2 separate regions of the Homo sapiens genome follow, and region 1 is linked to region 2. Evidence: chromatin loops called from intact Hi-C (ENCODE). Cell type or tissue: OCI-LY7. All regions are shown on one strand. Links, peaks and the distances in the headings refer to the core of each region. The heading gives the core; the rest is flanking DNA.

Region 1 (5,361 bases), core at 116-5,115, 160 kb after region 2:
TTTTGCATTAGAAAGTATCTGTCTTTGTCACACGTCAGACCGTCACCCTGGGTGTCTTTCTTGTCCCCCAGCCTACAATCCCTGAGATCCTTACTTTTCACCTTCTGAATCACTTTGTTTTCCGTGTCTCTCTGTAGCATATGGTTTGGTCTCAGTTTATGAGCTGAATTGAAAATCTTTCTCTTTTAATAGGTGAGTTAAGCCCATTTACCTTTATTGATAGGACTGACATGTTTTGTCTTGACTCTATCATAATATTTTATAATTATGTAAATTTTTATCTATCTTTTGAGACATGGTTTCACTGTCACCCAGGCTGGAGTTTGGTGGCGTGATCATAGCTCACTGCAACTTTGACTTTCTGGGCTTAAGAAGGATCCTCCTGCCTCAGCCGCCCCAGTAGCCTGGGACTACAGGCACACAGCACCGCATCTGACTAATTTTTAAAATATTTTGTAGGAATGGGGTCTCGTTATGTTGCCCAGGCTGGTCTTAAACTCCCAGCCTCAGGGAATCCTCCTGCCTTGGCCTCCCTTTTCAAAGCATTGAGATTACAGGTGTGAGTTGCCGTACCTGGCCTGAATTTTAAATATTTGCTGTGTTTCTTTTTCTGTGAGATGTTTATTCTTTGCTCTTTTAATTGATTTTTTTTTTTTTTTTGTATTTAGGAAGGTTTGTATCTGTGTCTTCCTGGTTACTTTTGTACTTAAACTAGTGACGACGCCCTGGTCTCCTGTCTCACAGGACTGTTCACGCTGCAGTCGAGCAGTTTGCACGGGCCTGGCAGCTCCACTGTTGGCCATCGGCGTCTGTGAGCCCTAGTGGCTTCTTCCTCTGCCTTTTGGTGACAGGACCTCCACAGGGGAGGCACACTCTGGTCCTCAGCCTCCCTCTCCCGCCTCCGCCTCACTCAGAGCCTGAGGATGTCTCTTCCCTGCAGTTTCCCGCCCAATAGAGGAGGCTCTTCCTCCCATTCCTGAGGCTGTTTCTGGGCCCTGACCGGAGGCGGCTTGGCTGGCTCAGAAGTCTTTTCTGTTCTTGCCTTGTGGGGGACGGGTGGGGAGGGGGGTGCAGGCTGGGAGGAGCCATGGAGGCTGATTCCTTCCCCTTCATGGGTTCTCTTCTCTTCCTCCCCGGCAGCCCTGCCGTCGGCTCTGAGAGCCCGTAGTGTATGAGGTTGCATCTCAGAGTCCCGCCGCCCACTGGGCCCTCGCAGTGCATTGGGTTTGGTGTCTCCTCTCGGGTGGGGTGTGGGTTTGGTGTCTCCTCTCAGGTGGGGTGTGGGTTTGGTGTCTCCTCTCGGGTGGGTGTGGGTTTGGTGTCTCCTCTCGGGTGGGTGTGGGTTTGGTGTCTCCTCTCGGGTGGGGTGTGGGTTTGGTGTCTCCTCTCGGGTGGGGTGTGGGTTTGTTGTCTCCTCTCGGGTGGATGTGGGTTTGGTGTTTCTTCTCAGGTGGGTGTGGGTTTTGGTGTCTCCTCTTGGGTGGGGTGTGGGTTTGGTGTTTCCTCTTGGGTGGGTGTGGGTTTTGGTGTCTCCTCTTGGGTGGGTGTAGGTTGTGTGGGTTTTGGTGTCTCTTCCGGGTGGGTATGGGTTTGGTGTCTCCTCTAGGGTGGGTGTGGGTTTGGTGTTTCCTCGGATGGGGTGTGGGTTTTGGTGTCTCCTCTCTGGTGGGGTGTGGGTTTGGTGTTTCCTCTCAGGTAGGTGTGGGTTTGGTGTTTCCTCTCAGTGGGTGTGGGTTTGGTGTCTCCTCTCGGGTGGGGTGTGGGTTTGGTGTCTCCTCTCGGGTGGGGTGTGAGTTTGGTGTCTCTTCTAGGGTGGGTATGGGTTTGATGTCTCCTCTCCGGTGGGTGTGTGTTGTGTGGGTTTGGTGTCTCCTCTCGGGTGGGGTGTGGGTTTGGTGTCTCCTCTTGGGTGGGGTGTGGGTTTGATGTCTCCTCTCGGGTGGGGTGTGAGTTTGGTGTCTCCTCTCGGGTGGGTGTGGGTTTGATGTCTCCTCTCCGGTGGGTGTGGGTTGTGTGGGTTTGGTGTCTCCTATCGGGTGGGGTGTGGGTTTGATGTCTCCTCTCGGGTGGGGTGTGAGTTTGGTGTCTCCTCTCGGGTGGGTGTGGGTTTGATGTCTCCTCTCCGGTGGGTGTGGGTTGTGTGGGTTTGGTGTCTCCTCTCGGGTGGGTGTGGGTTTGGTGTCTCCTCTCGGGTGGGGTGTGGTTTGCTGTCTTTTGTGAACGTCTCCTGGGTCATGGTGTGAATGTCCCACTCTGCCTGAGGGGGAGATTCGCCCAGCTCTCATTTGCCCTGTTTTCTCCTGACCCTTTTCCTCCTTTCTGTGTCTCGATTCTGTCCTCTTGGCTTCCTGCCTTTCGTAGGTTCCTTACTGCATTTTCACCGCCTCCCCTCCCTCAGACTGTTTGCAGTTTATTCATTTCTGAGATAATTTTGTCTCTTCCTTCCATTACTTTCTTAAGTCCAGTCAACTCTTATTTCCTTTTGGTGTTGCATTTGTAATTTTATGGTTTTTATAAAAATTTGTCTCCTAGTTTTTGAGGTTCTGATTTGAGGTGATGATTTTCATATCCTTAAGTGCACACTTAAGCAGATTTTCCTGTATTGAGAGTGTTGTTAATTTTCTTGTTGTTCCAGGGTAGGTTTTTCTCTGATGTGTGTGGAGCCCCCATTTTTTGACTCTTCTCTGACTTTCCCGTGGCTCTGGGTGGCTTTACCGCCTCTGTCCCTTTGCCCTGGTGGCCTTGGGGTATTTGCCACATCTGTGGTTTCCTGGTGCCGTCTGCTGGCCACATGGGGAAGTCCAGGTCTTGAGCGGGTCCTTGCTGGTGTGCAGGACGGAAGTTGTCCTCCAGTTCTCCCGGCCCTTTCCTGCAGGACCCAGAACTTCCCCCTTTCCTTCTTTTCTGCCTCACCACCCAGTGGCCAAAGGGCTCCTCTCAGGACATGCTGTGTTGCCTTGACAACCCCTTCCCGTCTTGTGCTCAGTGGTCCCTGCCCTGTGGTCTGCACTGACCTTCCTGGACACCTCTCAGGCCCTGGGACTTGGGGTGGCTTAGCCTTTCAGCAGTGGCTTCCCACAGACCCCTGTCCCACCCCGCCCCACCGCGGCCTTGCAGGGGAGAGACTGGGGGGTCAGGCTCAGGCGTGTGTTGACTCTGCGCCGACTTGCAGTGATTTTGAAGTCTAGGCGCCCTCGTCCAGTGCAGACGGCGATGCTGGTGTAAACCTGCGTTCCTTGCTTGTGCTGAACTGTGTTTGGAAGAGAGGCTGGGAGACATCAGCTCGGCAGCCACGTTGTCTTCGGCCTCCCGGAAGTGATGCTAACTTTCTAAGCTGTGTGTCTGAGTGTTTTTCGCTACTACTGCTGTTCTTCAAAACGTGCTGCCAGTGACCTGGCCTTGTGTGTGTGACACCCCGTAAATGGTTAGGCACGGAGAGGGCACGTACGCGTTCGGGGCGGAGGTGGCTGGAGTGTGTGCGGCATAGGCTATTGTTACCCGCCGCCCGGGGCGGCTGTGGGCACAGCATTCTCCACCCATTGCTCGGCTGGGGCTCCGTGGCGGAGTAAAGGACGGACCAAGGGGCTCCCGCCCCGGGAGCAGACGCGCTCCTCCCGGACAGCCCCCAGGTGCTGACCGTGTGGGGCCTGACGTTTGGGTGGCGCAGACCCTGCACCGGGCGGTTCCGCGGACGGCGACTCTGCATTTGGCTTCGATACTGAGTGTCTATGGCACATATGCGGTGGAGAGACCTCCTCCTTTCATTTGATCCTTTTGAGAGCCCTGTGATGGGGCGAGGGCTGTCTGCAGCGCCATGCGTCAGAGGTGGGGACCTGCAAAGGGAGGGCTCACGTGGTATGTCCAGGGCCGCGGGGATTTTGCTTCGCTTGCTTGTTTTCTAATCCCAGCACCTGTACCTAACAAACCCCAAGCCCCTGTGTTTGGAGTTGTTTAGGCCGAGGCCCCCAGGGCTCCATGTTGGTGCCGGCCCTTGTGGAGCTGTCTGTCGTCCCAGGCTCTGTTTTGCGCCATTGCGCCTGCACATGCCGCAGTCCCTCTGGAGTGGCCGTCGCGCCTGCACGGGCCGCAGTCCCTCTGGAGTGGCCACGGCGCCTGCACGGGCCGCAGTCCCTCTGGAGTGGCCACGGCGCCTGCACATGCCGCAGTCCCTCTGGAGTGGCCACGGCGCCTGCACATGCCGCAGTACCTCTGGAGTGGCCACCGCGCCTGCACGGGCCACAGTCCCTCTGGAGTGGCCATCGCGCCTGCACGGGCCGCAGTCCCTCTGGAGTGGCCATGGCGCCTGCACGGGCCGCAGTCCCTCTGGAGTGGCCATGGCGCCTGCACATGCCACAGTCCCTCTAGAGGCCGTCGCGCCTGCATGGGCCGCAGTCCCTCTGGAGTGGCCATGGCGCCTGCACGGGCCGCAGTCCCTCTGGAGTGGCCATGGCGCCTGCACGGGCCGCAGTCCCTCTGGAGTGGCCATGGCGCCTGCACGGGCCGCAGTCCCTCTGGAGTGGCCATTGCGCCTGCACGGGCCGCAGTCCCTCTAGAGTGGCCATGGGTGCCTTGACCCTGGTCCCCACAGGCCCTTCTTTCTCAGGAGTCCCATGGAGCTGGAAGCCCCCACTAAGCACTCTTCTCCAAGCAGGCTCCATGACCAGTCCCTGCCTGACCCCTCTGGCTGCTACGCCCACCATGGGCACAGCCCGTGAGGGGTTTGGATGAATCTAGGGAGGAAAGCCACTGCCACTGCCGTGTGGGTTGGGCACAGAAGGCCTTGGTCCGCTGGCAGCCCCAGTCCTGAGAAGAGAGGGGGAGGTTCCTACGAGATCTCCACTCCATCTTCAGAGCAGTTTAGCAACAAACTCTCTGCGGGAGCCAAAATCCACATAGAATTCTGCAAGCAAAGACCCTATGGGAAAGACAGGGAGTCTGGACCCCTCCTGCCTGGGGCGAAGTGGGCTGGGGAGAAGCGGGAGTGTGCCATGTAGAGAAAGGCAATTGGAGTATCAGGTAGGTTAGATTTGCGTTTTTCTTTTAAGATTTAAGAAAAATTTGAAGAAAAATTTGTATTGATAAAACTCACAGAATCTGGAGAAGTTATATTGTTCATTCATAGTGCACCTTCAGAGCTTGGTGCAGAAGCAGGGCCTGGCATCAGTTTCTCAGCGTGCTGGGCCCTGGGGGTGGCCTCAGCCCCAAGGAGGCACCGTCTGGCCTTGGTTGGTCTCGCCCCCTCCCTTGGTTGGTCTCGCCCCCGGCCTTGGTTGGTCTCGCCCCCGGCCTTGGTTGGTCTCGCCCTCGGCCTTGGTTCGTCTTGCCCCCGGCCTTGGTTGGTCTCGCCCCCTCCTTTGGTTG
Region 2 (5,361 bases), core at 45-5,044:
ATGCAGTTTCTTAATTGGATGGCACTGACCTGTTTCTTTTCTTGCTAGCGTTATACGCAGAGCAATGGGCGCAGGCCGTTTGGCATCTCTGCCCTCATCGTGGGTTTCGACTTTGATGGCACTCCTAGGCTCTATCAGACTGACCCCTCGGGCACATACCATGCCTGGAAGGTGAGTTCGTGACAAAGGGGCTTTGGACAGTCTTGCCAGAAAAAGGCTTTGAGGGGTGGGAGGTCCTGGGCTTCCTGCTGTAGGCCCTGTATCAGTGAATGAGTCAGTTTAAGTTAACCTAGTCCTATGAGAGCAAGAAAATGATTAAACATTGCTGTTTGGAAGAAAATCAAAGGGCAGCAAGGTGTAAGCGTAGTCCACATAAATTAAAATTCTTGGGTGGGCGTGGTGACTCACGCCTGTAATCCCAGCACTTTGGGAGGCCGAGGCAGTTGGATCACCTGAGGTCAGGTGTTCGAGACCAGCCTGGCCAACATGGCAGAACCCTGTCTCCACTAAAAATACAAAAAAAATTTGCTGGGCATGGTGGCACATGCCTGTAATCCCAGCTACTCAGGAGGCTGAGGCAGGAAAATCGCTTGAACCCGAGAGGCATAGGTTGCAGTGAGCCGAGATCACACCACTGCACTCCAGGCTGGGCAACAAGAGCAAAACTCTACCTCAAAAAAAAAAAAAAAAAAAAATCTCCCATTGCCTCTTGATAGCGCAGTAAAACATACAATCGTATAACCCCATTCTCGGTAAGAATCAGCATCAACTCTAAAGAGCTCTTTGCAAAAGGAAGCCACGAGGCAGGGCCTGTGTCCACAGCTGCTGTCCAGCACTCCAGCTTGCCTCCTGCCACTGCCACTGGCTGGGCGGCCCATGTAGGGCAGCTGTGTTCCAGGGCTGGCCCTGGGTTGTCATGCCCTATGCCACGTGAGAACATACGTGTCTGTTTTAGGCCAATGCCATAGGTCGGGGTGCCAAGTCAGTGCGCGAGTTCCTGGAGAAGAACTATACTGACGAAGCCATTGAAACAGATGATCTGACCATTAAGCTGGTGATCAAGGCACTCCTGGAAGTAAGTTTGCATTTGGAATCCAGGCAAGGTGGTGAAGATACCACGTTTTGGTGGTGAGTGGTAGGTAGATGAGCAGGAAGGAAGGTGGCAAGGATCCAGCAGTAATGCTTAATGACTGCTGTGTTCCAGGCACTGCTCTGGTCTATGGTGTATCCTAACTGCTGTGTTCCTTGAAATAGCCATGCAAGATGTGATCATTAGTGTCTTTATCCAGCCGGGGCAGCTGAGGGTTGTGCAGGGACACACAGCATGAGAACCAGAGGCAGGATGTGAACCCAGCTGTCCAGCTGTGGAATCTGTTCTCGAGCCATCACTAGGCCTTCCAGAGGCTTGAACTGTTGCTAAAGTCAGGGGATTAGAGAACTGGAGATATGGTTGGGCTTTGTCAAGACCTTGAAGTGCTAGCAGGTAAAACCAGAGAGGGACTAGCTGGAAGGCCAGGCGGGAGCGTAGGCATCAGGATTCCTGGTTGTAACCACTGTGTCAAGAGGAGGGCCTGGAGCAGCGCTACTGTGCAGGAGAGAGGAGTCCCAGTGCTGGGAGGCGGAGGGGTGTGCAGGCATCCCAAACAGACTTCACAAATGGCCATGAGTTTAGGACAAAGACACAGGTTTTGGGGGCTGGGACCTCTGTTCCTGGGACGGTGCTGGGTTTGGGTACACACCTATTTAAGGTACTCCTGAGAGCTGCTTTTGTCTTGAATAGGGAAAGGTGGTTAATGCTCCTGTCTTCTGTCCCTTCAAGGTGGTTCAGTCAGGTGGCAAAAACATTGAACTTGCTGTCATGAGGCGAGATCAATCCCTCAAGGTAATCACCAAGTTTGTCTGCTTTCTTTACCTGTCAGTTTTCTCCCATGATCAGGGCTGAGCAGTACCAGTTCCGAAGGAAACATCATAGGGCCATTCTGTGGTTTTAACATTAGGAAAATGTCTTTCTGAGGCTCCCCATACGTCAAAGAGAAGATTCCCATCTTCCTCTGATTAGATGGTCCACGCGTGTTCTCTGGGCATGCTGAGCGGCTGCCAGTCAGATCTGCTGCTGCTGCTACTGCTGCTTAATACTTGTCTAGGTCAGGCCAGCATCCTCTTGTTTTTCTTGAGGTTCCTCTCCAAAGAGGCTGTATGAGCAGCAGTGCCAAAGCCTGGCCGCCCTCCCCAGAAGAGGGCGCTGGTTCCTTGGCACCTTGTGTGGCTTAGGTAACCATGAAGTTTTTTTCTATAGATTTTAAATCCTGAAGAAATTGAGAAGTATGTTGCTGAAATTGAAAAAGAAAAAGAAGAAAACGAAAAGAAGAAACAAAAGAAAGCATCATGATGAATAAAATGTCTTTGCTTGTAATTTTTAAATTCATATCAATCATGGATGAGTCTCGATGTGTAGGCCTTTCCATTCCATTTATTCACACTGAGTGTCCTACAATAAACTTCCGTATTTTTAACCTGTTTTTTTTTTTAAGAGAATGTGTATCTTTAGGTGCAATCACAGCAGTCCTCTCATCTCTCACCCTTCTTTTTCAACCCTGAGCCACCGTAATTGAGCTTTCCTTTCTGTTCCTTGTGGCTAAGACAGTAAGCCAGTGTGAGACACAGGTTCCTCCCTTGGGAAGTCAGAGCTGCTGCCCTGGGTCCTGCAGAGAAACCTGGCCTTCAGCAGACCTGTTTCTCTGTTGTAGACACAGAATGACTTCCGTTTGCTTTTAGACCTTCATTCTAGTCCCCTAATGAATGTATAATGTCAAGGACACAAACACAAGTAGCCCTGGGTTCATTCTGTAGAGCAGCAGCTTTGTTCAAAGCAGCTTTGCATGTCTGACTTTCATAGACCACATCTTGACGTCTGCCCCCTATGTTGAAGACTGGTTCTGGCTATTCTCTGCCCTTTCCTGTGTTTTGACTTCTAGTCCCACAGTTTAAGGCTTTTGGGTCCTCTGGTCCTTGGTTTTGGGCATGTATCTTCTAAAAAGGAGTAAAGGGGCCCAGATACATTTTGAGCTCAGCGTAAAATGTACAGTTGTCAAAACAATGAACATTTTAACAGCAAGGTCAGCTGGCACACGATAACCTGACTACCTTGCGATGCTCTGGGAGGCAATACCTGTTTCACCAAGTTCTCTAGCTGGGTGAGGACTGTGGCCACCAGTATCTGGCACACGTAACATTTATTTTTCTGCTGGTCAAGGATACCCATTACCCCCACCCAAGAAATGGGAGGGCCCCCCACTGGCAGTTCTGCTGTGGAGCCTGATGGCCACAGGCAGGTAATGAAAGGAGAACTCATGCAGCTGGTGTGTCTCCTCGTCCTCTCTGAGGGCCACTTTTAAGGTCACCTGGAAACCCATTAGACTAAAATGGGATGCTCTGAGCCTAGAACCAGCCATGTCTTTGTTTTTCTGCGTGGGTCCAGGGTGCAGCTTGCTCATGGCTGTGTAACATGCTCTACGGTGCCTGAGAACCTGAACGCTCCTGAGCTGGGGAGCTTGGAGGCAGCAGGAAGGTGGCAAAGGGGCCACTGCTTATGATACAGGTGTTATCTGTGAGCTGGGTTTTTAAAAGAACTTTGTATCCAGTTTCTGAGAGCAGAGCCATTCATCCCAGAAGGGTGGCCCACAGGGAGAACCCGGGTCTGCTGGCCGCACTTCACCCGACCAATTGGGTCAGCCACCTCGTTCCATCACCTGATGGGGCCCAAGTCTCCCCAAATTCCACCAGCCTAAGTGTGTGCTCCAGACCTGGACATGATGCAGAGGTGACTTGGGCAGAAGAGTCAACAGGATTCTTAGAGCATCAGAAAAGAAAATTTTAAAGGTTTGCATGTTTATTTATAATTACAATTTACATTACTCCAACAGAGGAGCCCCCTTGCTATGTTCTAATTCTTAGCCATTAAGTCCTACAAAAATAAACCCAAGCTTTTACAGTAACTTAATCAATACAGAACTAAAGCCTTTATAGCTATTAGAGGGGTTTAGTTACCAAGGTGCTTATTTTCGACAAAATGCCCTGTCACTCAGAGGACGCATGCGTATACTAAAGTTCTGACCCATCGACTCATGCAACAAATGTAGACCCCACCCTCCCTCCACCCACTGTTACAACACAAACACAAAACAACGATGTACAACAGAGGGGAAATATGCTCTTGGTCAACTGACCTTGCAGAAAAGACTGGCTTGTTTCCAAGTGGATGAGAACGCCAGTGTGTGGCCAGAGTCCAGCAATGACTGACCGGCCCAGGTCAGAGGCTGGCAGGGACCACAGAAGGGCCAAGGCGCTGCCGGGGCTCATCCCAGGCTCCAACCCCAACCTGGAAGCTTGTGGACACCAGGCTCTGTGCAGCAGCTCCGTGGCTAGCGTCCAGGGCCCCTGGCCACTACTCCCAAATGCTTCTAGTCCACCCACCCCTGGCCAGCCCCAACCTTGACATCACTGTGGATGCCATCAGGGTGGTCTGGTTCACTTATACAACATGATCCATGGGAAAACCCCTTCCGTGCCCTCCACCCACCCACCCCTGCCCCCCACGCCACCCTGTGCTGGCCCTGCCTGACTCCTGAGACCCCACCCTTGGCAGTGGGGTGCCAGGCCAACAGCACCAGGGGCCAGCTGGGTTACAGAGATGTACTTGGCTGCCACCTCTGCCAACAGATTTGGTTCCACTTTTAAAAGTCAAAGCTTGTCATTAAAAAAAAAAAAAAAAGTCACAAAGTAAGGATTCAGCTTTCACTATAGAAACCTTTTTGCAAAATACCAAAACCTTAGAATTAGGCTATGCGCAACTAAAAAGGAAACACAGATAAAGAGACCTCAAAGAGGTTACCCATGAATACTTCCCCAAAACAAGTGGTTCTAACTCAGACCATGTCCAAGTTCAGTTAAGTCCAAAACACAAGTAGCAGTATGGGTCTCTTCCAAACTCCGTAAACAAAGTGACCACCTCTCCCTGTAAGTGCAGCGTTTTCCTCGCGTCCTGACACACACAGCGTCAGTTATGCGCCACTTCAGTAGGAGCCTGCAAGAGATGACAGGAAGTCAAGCATCTGCTGGGATAAGCTAGCACTGTTGCCCCTGCTGGCGAGCAGGAGCCACTCAGCCTCCCTCCTGCCCCCAGAGTCAGACTGGCTACCCCCATTCTTCTCACAACCCACTCTGAGAATCCTACTTGTACAATACACTGGGGACAGGGACGCAGCTAGTGGCAGGAGGGCTAGTCTTTCCAGGGCCCACCTGGCTGTCCCGAGGCGCTGGGTGGGGTTGGCACCAGGCACCCCATGTGGGACGCTCCGCCCA

Evidence for each region. A loop is a pair of places that touch in the nucleus more often than their neighbours do. Peaks named below come from ENCODE experiments on the same cell type or tissue, not always from the same donor. Only the 100,000 strongest peaks of a DNase experiment are listed, where the experiment ranks them.
Region 1: it touches region 2 in a loop (7-fold over the local background); 2 of 110 quality-filtered maps call a loop at or near these places.

The regions. Positions count from the first base shown.
Region 1 is chr20:61,978,592-61,983,952 of GRCh38, reverse strand. All of the region lies in intron 14 of TAF4 (TATA-box binding protein associated factor 4), which reads left to right. Among named protein-coding and RNA genes, the nearest start is that of MIR1257, 28 kb to the right of the region's middle. In OCI-LY7, for the core only: a CTCF peak has its summit at 2,775 (motif pointing left); a DNase peak (open chromatin) is centred at 2,752.
Region 2 is chr20:62,133,885-62,139,245 of GRCh38, reverse strand. It overlaps LSM14B (LSM family member 14B), which reads right to left. Exons shown (of 9, transcript NM_144703.3): 9 at 3,872-5,083. It overlaps PSMA7 (proteasome 20S subunit alpha 7), which reads left to right. Exons shown (of 7, transcript NM_002792.4): 4 at 49-171; 5 at 956-1,075; 6 at 1,820-1,882; 7 at 2,297-2,513. The coding sequence ends at 2,389. Among named protein-coding and RNA genes, the nearest start is that of PSMA7, 6.8 kb to the left of the region's middle. RefSeq lists an enhancer at 4,904-5,361. In OCI-LY7, for the core only: CTCF peaks have their summits at 2,039 and 2,241 (motif pointing right); a DNase peak (open chromatin) is centred at 2,205; H3K27ac peaks cover 901 bases.